Regions from separate parts of the Homo sapiens genome. Here region 2 is linked to region 1. The links are chromatin contacts, found by Hi-C or POLR2A ChIA-PET in ENCODE. All regions are on one chromosome and are shown on one strand. The core of a region is the stretch at or near the end of the contact, and the rest is flanking DNA. Distances in the headings are between cores, read along the strand shown. Region 1 has its middle 23 kb from the start of MAP4. Region 2 has its middle 38 kb from the start of CDC25A.

Region 1 (6,807 bases), core at 1,839-4,338:
GGCAGGAGGAGCACATGAGGTCAGGAGTTCGAGATCAGCCTGGCCAACATGATGAAACCCCGCCTCTACTAAAATTACAAAAATTAGCCAGGTGTGGTGGCACACACCTGTAATCCCAGCTACTCGGGAGGCTGAGGCATGAGAATTGCTTGAACCTGGGTGGTGGAGGTTGCAGTGAGCCGAGATCCCACCACTGCATTCCAGCCTGGGCGACAGAGCGAGACTCCATCCCCCCCTCTCAAAAAAAAACAGCAGTTATTGCAGACTTATATTCCAGAGACCATTCTAATCACTTTACATAAATTACTTTGCTTAATATGTTGAACAACTCTAGGACATAGATAACCCCATTTAAAATGAGGACACCAGGGCACTTAGAGGTTAAATAACTTGCCTAAGATTGCTCAGCTAGTAAAGTGGCACAACTCTTAATTTACTACCAAATATTGTCTCTCACAGCAATCTTTATAGCAAGCTCTATGCAAAGCAAAATGATCATTCAACAGACTGAAAAGTCAAAGGCTATGATAATAGCCTTTAACAATTGAACACTAGTTTAATTGTTTATAACGCTACCTCCCACCTTTTCCACCCACAGCCACCCAATCCCATCCAGGCTGGGTAACCAGTTAGCTCCCTTCACCAACACCACTACCGACCTGACCCTCAAATGTAACACGTGAAACTGCCACACATTAAGCATTCATCTCCTATTAACTTTATGCCTCCTGTTTTTTAATTCTTAAAAACAGTTGTTATTCATCATTTATCATATTTCTGTGTACTCAAAGTACATGAATGTGCCTTCTGTCTTCGTAGGTCCAAGGGGGCGCCTTCTTGATATCGTCATGTATAGAGCTATGGCCAAATGCTGTGACATAGGGTATGCCCCTCCAGACTCTTGACGAGGCTGTTCTTTCTATGTAAACAGTACCAGTCTCTGAGCTAAAACACTTAAGAAACACAAAATAGATCAAGAGCACTGTTTAGAGTGAATCTCCCTAAGTTTATATGTATCAATCAGTATGCATATGAAAACCAAATGAGTGAAGGCGGCTGATGTAAACAAAAGAGCCTGCAACAGGCAAACATAAGCAATGAAAGCTAATATAGTATCTTCTGGTGTGTAGACCAGCTGTCTGACTTTCTAATGGTGAATGTTAGCCTACAGTAAGATAAAACAAAAGATGACTATAAGGCTGAGAGATAAAGACTAAAATGAGGTTACTGGCTTACAGCCTGAAAAGTATTCTGAAGCCAAAAATCAGATACAGAATTTGGACCCCTATGAAATGCATAAGGCTCTCCCCAAATCTCAACTACACCTCCCTACCCTGTCATTGATTCTTAGTGGGTCAGAATACATTCAGTAAGAATACTAGCATCAACATGAAATAAAATCTAAAAAGGAAATAAACTCTAGTAAATAAAGTTCTGAGGAAAGTAAAAAAGGGTCCCTCCAAGAATAGGAAAAGCTGTCACAAGAGGTACAGAACCTCCCTTTAGCTCTTCATGTGCTGGATTGATCCTATATACTCAAAAGCTGCATCAGAATGAGTAACATATGAATAAGAGTGGATAAGAATACTAAATCAAAAATGATTTATATCAATTATTGTCCATCTTCAATACTAAAATAATTCTTTCACGCTTAATAATTAAAATGCTATTCTTCTTCTCCACCTTTTCACTTTATTTATTTATGAGACAGGGTCTCATTCTGTTACTCAGGCTGGCGTGCAGTGACACAATCTTGGCTTACTGCAGCCTCGATCTCCTGAGGCTCAGGTGATCCTCCCACCTCAGCCTCCCAAGTAGCTGGAACTCCAAGCACATGCCACCATGCCTGGCTAATTTTTGTATTTTTTGTAGAGACAGGGCTTCTCCATGTTGCCCAGGCTGGTCTCAAACTCCTGGGCCCAAGCGATCCTGTCACCTTGGCCTCCCAAAGTGCTAGGATTACAGGTGTGAACCACAGCACCCAGCTTCAATATTTTCAGTACCTACCCCTCAACCTACCTCCATCCCTATGAAAGTCGCCATGACTTCAGGAGCACTCTATATGATATGTACTTCTAGTACACAGTTAATGTATGACATGTGCTTCTACTATACCACTTTATTATTTATGTGCCTATTACCCTCTATAAACTGTGAGCTCAAGAGTGAGGATTTTCGGCCAGGCACAGTGGCTCACGCCTGTAATCCCAGCACTTTGGGAGGCCAAGGTGGGTGGATCACCTGAGGTCAGGAGTTTGAAACCAGCCTGGCCAACATGGCAAAATGCCATCTCTACTAAATATACAAAAATTAGCCAAGCATTGGTGGCAGGCGTCTATAATCCCAGCTACTCAGGAGGCTGAGGCAAGAGAATCGCTTCAACCCAGCAGGTGGAGTTTGCAGTGAGCCGAGATCACGCCATTGCATTCCAGCCTGGGCATCAGAGCAAGACTCCATCTCCAAAAAAAGAAAAAAAAAAAAAAAAAAGAGTGAGGATTTTCGGAATATTTGGATGCTCACCCAGCACCTATCCCAGTTCCAGGAGCATGGCAGATGCAAAAGAACGTATGAAAGAGTGAAGGAAAGAAAAATATGTGTTTTTCTAATTCTCAAGTCTTCATTTTTTTCTTTTTATCACCATCCATGGCAAAAAAAAATTTATATTATGATCCATATTCACATACACATATATAAATGAAACAGAAGTTTTATAAATCAATACTCATCCATACTATGTACAATGCACTGAAACTTTTTTTTTTTTTTTTTTTGAGATGGAGTCCCACTCTGTTGCCCAGGCTGGAGTGCAGTGGCACGATCTTGGCTCACTGCAAGCTCTGCCTTCCAGGTTCATGCCATTCTCCCGCCTCAGCCTCCCAAGCAGCGGGGACTACAGGCGCCTGCCACCACGCCCAGCTAATTTTTTGTATTTTTAGCAGGGACGGGGTTTCACCGTGTTAGCCAGGATGGTCTTGAGCTCCTGACCTCGTGATCCGCCCGCCTCGGCCTCCCAGAGTGCTGGGATTACAGGCGTGAGCCACTGTGCCCGGCCTACTGAAATCTTCTATTCCATTATCTTCTAGTGTTGTTTTGCTTTTAAGAGTTGGCTGTAGGCCAAGGGCGATGGCTCATGCCTGTAATCCCAGCATTTTGGGAGGCTGAGGTAGGCAGATCACACGAGCCCAGGAGTTCAAGATCAGCCTGGGCAACATGGTGAGATCCAGTCTCTACAAAAAATACAAAAATTAGCCAGGCATGGTGATGCACGCCTATAGTCCCACCTATTTGGGAGGGCTAAGATAGGAGAATTACCTAAGCCTGGGGAGGTAAAGGCTGCAGTGAGCCGAGATCATACCACTGCACTCCAGCCTGGGAGACAGAGGGAAACTCTGTCTCAAAAAAAACAAACAAACAAAAACAGCAACAGAAAAAATAGTTGGCAGTGAGTCATAATTTGAAAAATTTCAGTCCTGGTAAAAACCAATCTCTTAACAGAAAGAGGTACTATTAAAACTGGTTTTCAGTTTTCCAGTGCTGACGATCCCCTCACGAGAACAGGCCTCTCACAAAGAATCTCCCTCCCTCTCCAGAAAAAAAGAGCAAGCACAAGAAGTGCCTGGTGCAGAGCCCCAATTCTTACTTCCTGAACGTGAAATGCCCAGGATGCTATAAAATCACCATGGTCGTCAGTCATGCACAATAGTAGTTGTGTGTCTGGCTGCTCTGCTGTCCTCTGCCAGCCTACAGGAAGGCTCTCCTTCAGATAGAGACAGCACTGAAAGAACCCTGAATCAAGATGAGTGGGAAACTATATCAATAAACACATATGGATGCCAAAAATAAATAAAAGTAGTTTTCAAACTTTAACGTGGACATCCCATGGAAAGGTGGTTTAAAAGAGATTATGAAGTTCTATTCCCAGAATTTGATTTAGTAAATCTGGGTAGGAGTCCAGAAATCTGTATTTTAAAGCAGTCCAAATGGTTCTGATGCAGATGATAAAACAATCCTTATCAGAAACATGCTTACATAATTTAAGATTTAATCTCAAAAGTCATAGCTTGAACTCTTCTTGCACTAAGTTAAAGGTTAAACAAAGTATCTGCAAGAGGATTCTGTCCTGCTAACAGACTGGTTTTTAATCTGAACATTGTTTGGCTCAACAGTCCTTTCATAGACTTCCTCTAAAGCAACTTGGTAAGCCACTAAAATCTAACTGTTCCTCTTAACTACAGCCCTTTGCACCAAGAAAACAGAAGAATGATATAAATGAAAGGCATTTCTGTTGCCCAGTCATTGGCTCTATAACTGAAAGGGCTTTTGAAAACCAGTCACATTGACTATACAAGTGACATATGCAGTCATCAGTTTGGAATCTCTAAGGACTACAGCTCAAAAACAATCACTAACAGCTCAAAGTCTGACCCCAAAGTGCTTAAAAGCCATTGATGAAATAAAGCCTTCATAAGAACATTCTACAATCCACGCTTCTACTCCTTGCTATTACAAGCCAATAGGATCTTAAGGTTTTAAATTTGACAAAATCATATTATTTATTTTTATTTTTTTATTTTTTTTTGAGACGGCATCTTGCTCTGTCCCCCAGGCTAGAGTTCAGTGGCGTGATCTCGGCTCACTGCAAGCTCCGCCTCCTGGGTTCAGGCCATTCTCCTGCCTCAGCCTCCCGAGTAGCTGAGACTACAGGCGCCTGCAGCCATGCCCAACTAATTTTTTTTTATTGTTAGTAGAGATGGGGTTTCACCATGTTAGCCAGGACGGTCTCGATCTCCTGACCTTGTGATCCGCCCGCCTCGGCCTCCCAAAGTGCTGGGATTACAGGCGTGAGCCACCGCGCCCAGCCTATTTATTTATTTTGTAAGACAGAGTCTCACTGTCACCCAGCTGGAGTGCAGTGCCGCAACCTCGGCTCACTGCAGCCTCTGCCTCCCAGGTTCAAGCAATTCTCCTGCCTCAGCCTCCTGAGTAGCTGGGACTATAGGCATGCGCCACCACACCCAGCTAATTTTTGTATTTTTAGTAGAGACGGGGTTTCACCAATTGGTCAGGCTGGTCTTGAACTGCTGACCTTATGATCTGCCCGCCTCAGCCTCCCAAAGTGCTGGGATTAAAGGCGTGCGTGCGCCACCACATCCAGCCAATTTTTGTATTTTTGATAGAGACGGGGTTTTGCCGTTGTTAGCCAGGCTGGTCTTGAACCCCTGACCTCAGGTATCTGCAAGCCTTGGCCTCCCAAAGTGCTGGGATTACAGGTATAAGCCACCATGCCCAGCCAATAAAATTGTATTTTAAATGCACCAAGTACCTGCGTCAACAATCCAAAAATGATATTAAGAAAACAATTCTGCTTAAAATAGCATAAAAAAATACTTAAAAGAAGTGAACAATTTATTTATTTATTTTGAGATGGAGTTTTGCTCCTGCTGCCCAGGCTGGAGTGCAGTGGCACAATCTTGGCTCACTGCAACCTCCGCCTCCCGGGTTCAAGCGATTCTCCTGCCTCAGCCTCCTGAGTAACAGAGATTACAGGCACATGCCACCATGCCCGGCTAATTTTTGTATTTTTAGTAGAAATGGGGTTTCATAATGTTGGTCAGGCTAGTCTCAAACTCCTGACCTCAGGTAATCCACCTGCCTTGGCCTCCCAAAGTGCTGAGATAACAGGCATAAGCCACCGTGCCCGGCTGAAGTGAACAATTTATACTCTGAAAAATTAAAAAAAAAAAATTCCTGAAAGAAATTAAGGAAGATTTAAATAAATGGAAAGACATTTAAGTTCATGGATCAGAAGATTTAACATTGCTAAGATGGCAATGCTTCCCAAACTGATCTACAGATTCAGGCACAGTGGCTCACTCCTGTAATCCCAACACTTTGGTAGGCCAAACTGGGCATTATTACTTGAGCCCAGGAGTTCAAGACCAGCCTGGGCAACATGGCAAAACCCCATCTCAGTCTGGGTGATGCGGTGCGACCCTGTGTCCAAAAAAATACATGAAAATCACACCAAGCTTCTTTGTAGAAATTGACAATCAATCCTAAAATTCATATGGAAATTCAAGGGACCCAGAATAGCTAAAACAACCCTGAAATAAAAACAAGGTTGACGGACACATACTTTCCACTTTCATAACATACTACAGAAAGCTATAATAGTCAAGACAATGTGGTACTAGTATAAGCACAGACAAAGTCCTGGGAGGGTAGCACACCCGAATTCCACCAGGAGAGATGCTCCTGCTCTCAGGACCTTTCCAGACCTTGTCTTATATATCTCTTCAGCTGGCTATTTATGTGTATCCTTTAAAATATCCTTTGTAATAAACTGGTAAACATGTGTTTTCGAGTTGTGCGAGCTGCTCTAGCAAGTTAAGCCCATGGCTATAAATGGGAACACCAATTTATAGCCAGTCAGTCAGAAGCACAGGTAAAATAAGCGGGAGCTTACAACTGGCATGTGAAGTGTGGGGAGAGGCAGTCTTGGAAACTGAGCCCTCAACCTGTGGAATCTTGATGCTATCTCCAGGTTGATTATGTCAGAATTGAGTGGCTGTCAGCTGCAGAAATGACTGCTTGCTTGCCTGCTGGTGGGGAGAAATCCCCACACATCTGCTTTCAGTAGGGTGCTATAAGAATATCAGCAGTAGGAGAAACGGAGTTTGTTTTTTCCACACACACCTGTATCTAAAATACCAAAAACTCTGGCAACTTAATAATAAAAAGGCAAATTAATTTAAAAATGAACAAAGAATCTGTACATTTCTCCAAAGATAATATACAAATGGCCAA
Region 2 (6,807 bases), core at 2,973-5,472, 110 kb after region 1:
GCAGAGGGGTGTCTTAAGTCTGGGAATTTGAGACCAGCCTGGGCAACATAGTGAGACTCCATCTCTAAAAAAAAAAAAAAATAATAGACCGGGCACTGTGGCTCACGCTTGTAATCCCAGCACTTTGAGAGGCCGAGGCGGGCGGATCACGAGGTCAGGAGATTGAGATCACGATGAAACCCCATCTCTACTAAAAATACAAAAAATTAGCCAGGCGTGGTGGCGGGTGCCTGTAGTCCCAGCTACTTGGAGAGGCTGAGGCAGGAGAATGGCGTGAACCCGGGAGGCTGAGCTTGCAGCGAGCCAAGATCACGCCACTGCACTCCAGCCTGGGCGACAGAGTCAGACTCTGTCTCAAAAAAAAATAATAATAATAATAAACATAAATATAGATGCACACATCCATATCCATATACATTATGTATATTTATACATGCATAGAAAAGGTCTAGAAGGTACACCCCTAACTTAATAGGGGCTATCTTTTCAGAGGACATGGGATTAGGAAGGGTGAGAGTACAGCGAGGCTTGCAGTATTTCCATGTTGCCGTAGTCTTCCACTGTTGCTGCTGAGCAGCAGCTACGTGTTGTCTCTGTGTTGGTCCTCTGGCTTTCTATTCAGCATGCACTTTGGTATCCTGTGTCTTTGGTATTCTGTCCTCGTTACATACCCAAATGTGGATTTCTTATTTACTCTGCTTGGGATTCATGGGATTTCTTGATTTTGGGGATTTAAGGTGTTCATCAGGTATTCTTTCTTTAAAAAGTTCCTTTCTTGCCAGGTGCGGTGGCTCACGCCTGTAATCCCAGTACTTTGGGAGGCTGAGGCAGGCAGATCATGCAGTCAAGAGATTGAGACCATCCTAGCCAACATAGTGAAACCCCGTCTTTACTAAAAATACAAAAATTAGCTGGGCATGGTGGCGCATGCCTGTAATCCCAGCTACTCGGAAGGCTGAGGCAGGAGAATAGCTTGAATCCGGGAGGAAGAGGTTGAGCTGAGATAGTGCCACTGCACTCCATGGAGCTGGGTGACGGAGTGAGACTCCATCTAAAAAAAAAAAAGAAAGAAAGAAAAAAATGCCTTTCTTGGCCGGGCATGGTAGCTCACACCTGTAATCCCAGCACTTTGGGAGGCTGAGGAAGGCGGATCACCCGAAGTCAGGAGTTCAAGACCAGCCTGGCCAACAAGGTAAAACCCTGTCTCTACTAAAAATACAAAAATTAGCCGGGTTTGGTGGCACGTGCCTGTAATCCCAGCTACTTGGGAGGCTGAGGCAGGAGAATGGCTTGAACCCTGGAGGTGGAGGTTGTAGTGAGCCAAGACCGTGCCACTGCACTCCAGCCTGGGCAATAGAGTGAGACTCCGTCTCAGAAAAACAAAAACAAAAACAAAAATTGCCTTTCTCCTATTCTTTCTTTTCTTTCCTTCTGGGACTCAAATTTGATATAGTTAGATTTTCTCAGGATGTTCTGTCTCTTTCCACCTATTTCATGGTTTCCTAAGTGTCATAAGTATGTATCTCATTCCATTCCAAATAATCTTCTAACACCACATTTCTCCAGCATATTAGCTCTCTCTCCAGTTGGATTTAATAATTCTTTTTTTTTTTTTTTTTTTTTTTGAGATGGAGTTTCACTCCTGTTGCCCAGGCTGGAGTGCAGTGGTGTGATCTTGGCTCACCACAACCTCTGCCTCCCAGGTTCAAGCAATTCTCCTGCCTCAGCCTCCTGAGTAGCTGGGATTACAGGCACGTGCCACCAAACCCGGCTAATTTTTGTATTTTTAGTAGAGACAGGGATTCTCCATGTTGGTCAGGTTGGTCTCAAACTCCCGACCTCAGGTGATCCGCCCGTCTCGGCCTCCCAAAGTGCTAGGATTACAGGTGTGAGCCACCGTGCCTGGCCCAGTTGGATCTAATTCTAAACTGTAGTTTATCCCATCGAGTTTTACATTCCTTTTTTCCATACGGAATCTCACTCTGTCGCCCAAGCTGGAGTGCAGTGGCGCGATCTCAGCTCACTGCAACCTCTGCTTCCCAGGTTCAAGTGATTCTCCTGCCTCAGCCTTCCAAGTAGCTGGGATTACAGGCCCCTGCCACCACGCCTGGCTAGTTTTTGTATTTTTAGTAGAGAAAGGGTTTCGTTGTGTTGGCCAGGCTTTTTTTGTTTTGTTTTGTTTTTTGAGACAAAGTGTTGCTCTTGTCGCCCAGGCTGGAGTGCAATGGCGCAATCTCAGCTCACTGCAACCTGCCCCTCCCAGGTTCAAGCAATTCTCCTACCTCAGCCTCCCGAGTAGCTGGGATTACAGGCGCCTGCCATCACGCCTGGCTAAATTTTTGTATTTTTAGTGGAGACAGGGTTTTGCCATGTTGGCGAGGCTGGTCTCGAACTCCTGACCTCAGGCGATCCGCCCACCTCGGCCTCCTAAAGTGCTAGGATTACAGGCATGAGCCACCACGTCCGGTCTATTTTTATTTTTATTTTTGAGATGGAGTCTTGCTCTGTTGCCTAGGCTGGAGTGCCGTGGTGCGAACTCCGCTCACTGCAACCTCCGCCTCCTGGGTCAAGTGATTCTCCTTCTCAGCCTCCCAAGTAGCTGGGATTATAGGCACCTGCCAGCATGCCCTGCTAAATTTTTGTATTTTTAGTGGTGACAGGGTTTCGCTATGTTGGCCAGGCTGGTGTCGAACTCCTGACCTCAGGTCTCCCAAGTGCTGGGATTATAGGCATGAGCCACCGCACCCGGCCTATTTATTTATTTTTATTTTTATTTTTATTTTCGAGACTGGGTCTCACTCTGTCACCCAGGTTGTAGTACAGTGGCACAATCTCGGCTCTCTGCCACCTCCACCTCCCAGACTCAAGCAATCCTCTCACCTCAGCCTCTGGAGTAACTGGGACTACAGGCACACACCACCACACCTGGCTAATTTTTTGTATTTTTTTGTAGAGACAGGTTTTCGCCATGTTGCCTAGGCTGGTCTTGAACTCCTGAGCTCAAGCGATCCATTCACCTAGGCCTCCCAAAGTGCCGGGATTACAGGTGTGAGCCACTGCACCCAGCCGGACAATTATATTATTTATGTTTACAAGAATGAATCAGAGGGCAGATGCATTGGCTCATTCCTATAATCTCGGCACTTTGGGAGGCTGAGGTGGGAGGATCACTTGAGGCCAGGAGATTGAGACCTGTCTGGGCAACATAGGGAGATCTTTGTCTCTACAAAAAAAATTTTAAAAAAACATTAGCTGGGTGTGATGGTGTGCATCTATAGTCCCAGCTACTCAGAGCGAAACCCTATTCCCCATCCCCAACCCTCCTAAAAAGAATAAGTCTGTGGAAGGCTGGGAGCAGTGGCTCATGCCTGTAATCCCAGCACTTTGGGAGGCTGAGGCAGGCGGATCACCTGAGGTCAGGAGTTTGAGACCAGCCTGGACAACATGGTGAAACCCCTGTCTCTACGAAAAATACAAAAATTAGCCAGGAGTGGTGGCAGGTGCCTATAATCCCAGCTACTCAGGAGGCTGAGGCAGGAGCATCGCTTGAACCTGGGAGGCGGAGGTTGTGGTGAGCCGAGATCCTGCTACTGCACTCCAGCCTGGGCAACAAGAGTGAGACTCTGTCTCCAAAAAAGAAAAAAGAGTTCTGTGGAAAAAGAAAGGCATTCCCTGCAGGTGTCAGCAAAGGTAAGGAGGTCCCAAAGAACAGGAATAGTGAGGAGTCCTTGGGGGAGGATGGGGAGGTTGCCCAAGCTCATCCTTTATACTTGAGACCTCTGGTCCAGAGAAGTGAAGTGTTCTGCTCAGTGTCACACCACTGGTCAGGGGCAGACCGGAATCAGAAAGTAGGCCTTATTTCTTCATCAGAGTCTAGGAAGCCGCCAGGGGAAAGAGGCTGTGCTTTAGAAGGTTAAGGCCTATGATCCACCCTGCGTCACCCAAAGTAAACTAGGAAGGAAGTGTAAATAAACCCCACAAAGATCGGACATTTTTCCATGATGACCACATTGATGCATTTATTAAAAATACAAAATGCTAATAATCCAAACCAGCCCTCTTCCCTTTTTTCCCCTTTGGGAGCCCTTGCACTGTGGTGCATGAAACACATGCTTGAACTAGGCCATTGGGAACTGCGGCTTGGACAAGGAACAGCCACAGCTTTTCCTGTACTCAGAGCAGGCAAAGTGCCATTAAATGCAGCTGGAAGCCAGGGCAGGGGAAGGGGTGGGAAGCTCCTGGAGAGCCCCCAGCTCCTCCCAGTTACTGACTGGCTCTGGAGGAGAGGAGCTAGAAGGCCGAGATACCTGAGGAGACAAACCTGGGGCACCACTGCCACCTGATGTCTTCCTATGGCCATTGCAGTGGTCACAGCCCCAAGCCCCGTGGCAGCCTGGCAGCAGAGTGAAACAAGAGGGCAAAGAAAGCCTATCGGTGGAAGTTTTTATTTACCCTTGACGGTGGGTACTCCCAGACAGTGGGTATGTCTGAAATACTTCATATTGAAGAAAGACATCCATATTGAAAAACTAAACAGAAAACATAAATGGAAAATGAATCAACATATACAAAGTAGCCACAGTATGGAGGTGCGGATTTGACTTTGCCTGCGGAAGAGCTGTCCTGCTCTGGCCAGCACTGGAAGGGACTCTGCCTCCTCTGTTCTGGGAGCGTGCAAGCAGGAACTCTGGACTGGGCTTTGCACAACTTCCAGGAGTCATTGCTTAGAAATCAGAATGACCAAGATCTTAAGGTCTTAGAATCATCTAGGTAATCCACCCCCATCCCAGCTGCCAGGTCACAGTCACACAGAGGCTGAGCACGCCCAATGCCATGCCCAATGCCACCCAGTCTTCCCCTGCTGCTGTTTCTGCCTCGCCTCCCTGTCCTTCCCCTACCCTACCCTAGCGTGGGCAGGCTTTGTGTCCCAAGGTCACCAGTGACATATGTCCCACCACAGGCAGCCGAGCTTAACCCTATCACTGAGACCTCCTTGTGGCTGCTCCCTACCCCTCCCTGCCTGGCTTCCTGGCATCCTGCCTCTAACCTCTCTCTCTGCTTCCCTGTCTTCTACATTGGTAGAACTGCCACTTGGATACGTGTGACAACTTGCTGTCACCAGCCTGGATATTTCTCTGGAGCACTCCTCACATTCAACACTTGACCACTCAGGCATCGGGACAGTCACTGCCCAGATCCCCCCGTCCACATAGGAGCTCAGCATGACAGCCCCTCTTTTTTATTTAATTTACTTATTTCAATTTTTATTTTTATAGAGAAGACGTCTTTCTATGTTGCCCAGGCTGGTCTCAAACTCGTGGCCTCAAGTGATCCACCCACGCTGGCCTCCCAAAGTGCTGGGATTACAGGCATGAGCCACTGCACCCGGCCCAGCCCCCTTTTAAAATGTTTTCTTTTGAAATAATTTAAAGCTTACAGAAAAGTTGCAAGAATAGTACAAAGAATTCCCTTATGCCCTTTGCCAAGAGTCATACATTTTAACGTTTTCAAATTTTGCTGCATTTGCTTTCTTCCCTTTGACTCTGTCTACTTCTCTCTCTTACACACACACACACACACACACTTAACCTGTAATATTTCAGTGTATTATTTCCTTAGAACAAGGATGTTCTCATACATAACTGCAGTATAATTATCAAATTCAGGAAACTTAACACTGAGTTACTAATTTTACCTGGTGGGTCACAGTAGCTCATGCCTGTAATCCCAGCACTTTGGGAGGCCGAGGTGGGTGGATCACGAGGTCAGGAGTTCGAGACCAGCCTGACCAAGATGGTGAAACCCCCATCTCTACTAAAAATTTAAAAATTAGCTGGGTGTGGTGGCGGGTACCTGTAGTCCCAGCTACTCAGGGGGCTGAGGGAGGAGAATGGCTTGAGCACAGGAGGCGGAGGTTGCAGTGAGCCAAGATCGTGCCACTGCAGTCCAGCCTGGCCAACAGAGCGAGTCTGTGTCTCAAAATAATAATAATAATAATAATTTTACCTAATTAAAGTTCATATTTCAATGTAGTCAAATGTTCCAAAAATGTCCTTTATAGTACTCTTTTTCGGTTTGGTCCAGGATCCCATCCAAGATCACACATTTCATTTAGTTGTCATGTCTCTTGAGTCTCCTTTAATCTGGAACGGTTCCTGGGCCTCTCTTTGGTCATGTATGACACTGATATTTATAAAATATGCAGGCCAGTAATTTTATAAATTTCAACTTAGGCTTTTTCAATATTTCCTTTCCTTGTGTATTTCTTTTTTTTTGAGACAGAGTTTCACTCTTGTTGCCCAGGCTGGAGTGCAACGGCGCATTCTCAGTTCACTGCAACCTCCGCCTCCCAGGTTCAAGCAATTCTCCTGCCTCAGCCTCCCAAGTAGCTGGGATTACAGGTATGCACCACCACACCCAGCTAATTTTTTGTATTTAGTAGAGACGGGGTTTCACAATGTTGGTCAGGCTAGTCTTGAACTCCTGACCTCAGGTGATCCACTTGCCTCGGCCTCCCAAAGTGTTGGGATTACAGGCATGAGCCACCGTGCCTGGCCATGTATTTCTTGATTTCTTGCTCTGAGTACCAGTGGTCCAGCCACTCCCTCAGGTCAGGAGCCAAGAGACCATCCTGAATCCATCCCTCTCCCTCACTCCCATCTACCCATCCATCACCAGATCCCAGCACCTAAAGCCCTTCCCTCCCATGCCCCAGCTTCTGCTATGACTATAATTATCATCATTCCTTACCTATCATCCATCCTTTGTCTTGCTCTCAGCAATTACACGGCTTCACACTGCTCCCTT

What was found. Hi-C counts contacts between places; a loop is a spot of excess contacts on that map. ChIA-PET counts read pairs that join two places held with the same protein, here RNA polymerase II (POLR2A). Pooled maps may share reads with other maps.
Region 2: a loop to region 1 is called in a pooled map, with 3 times the contacts of the local background. The contact joins two enhancer-like sites. A Hi-C loop is called at or near these places in 2 of 168 maps with a recorded cell type or tissue (HepG2 and endothelial cell of umbilical vein), 2 of 37 single-sample maps with no recorded cell type and 6 of 50 pooled maps. POLR2A ChIA-PET finds 5 or more read pairs at or near these places in 3 of 52 experiments (BJ, WTC11 and activated CD4-positive, alpha-beta T cell).

What each region holds. Positions count from the first base shown.
Region 1 is chr3:48,035,708-48,042,514 of GRCh38, forward strand. It overlaps a transcript of MAP4 not described here and the pseudogene RPS27P30. Among named protein-coding and RNA genes, the nearest start is that of MAP4, 23 kb to the left of the region's middle. Within about 2 kb of position 3,089, at least 11 of the 41 ENCODE cell types and tissues checked have a DNase peak (open chromatin) inside an H3K27ac peak, as active enhancers do; they include endothelial cell of umbilical vein, where a contact is called at or near this core.
Region 2 is chr3:48,147,354-48,154,160 of GRCh38, forward strand. No RefSeq gene overlaps it. Among named protein-coding and RNA genes, the nearest start is that of CDC25A, 38 kb to the right of the region's middle. RefSeq lists a silencer at 978-1,167. Within about 2 kb of position 4,223, at least 21 of the 41 ENCODE cell types and tissues checked have a DNase peak (open chromatin) inside an H3K27ac peak, as active enhancers do; they include endothelial cell of umbilical vein, where a contact is called at or near this core.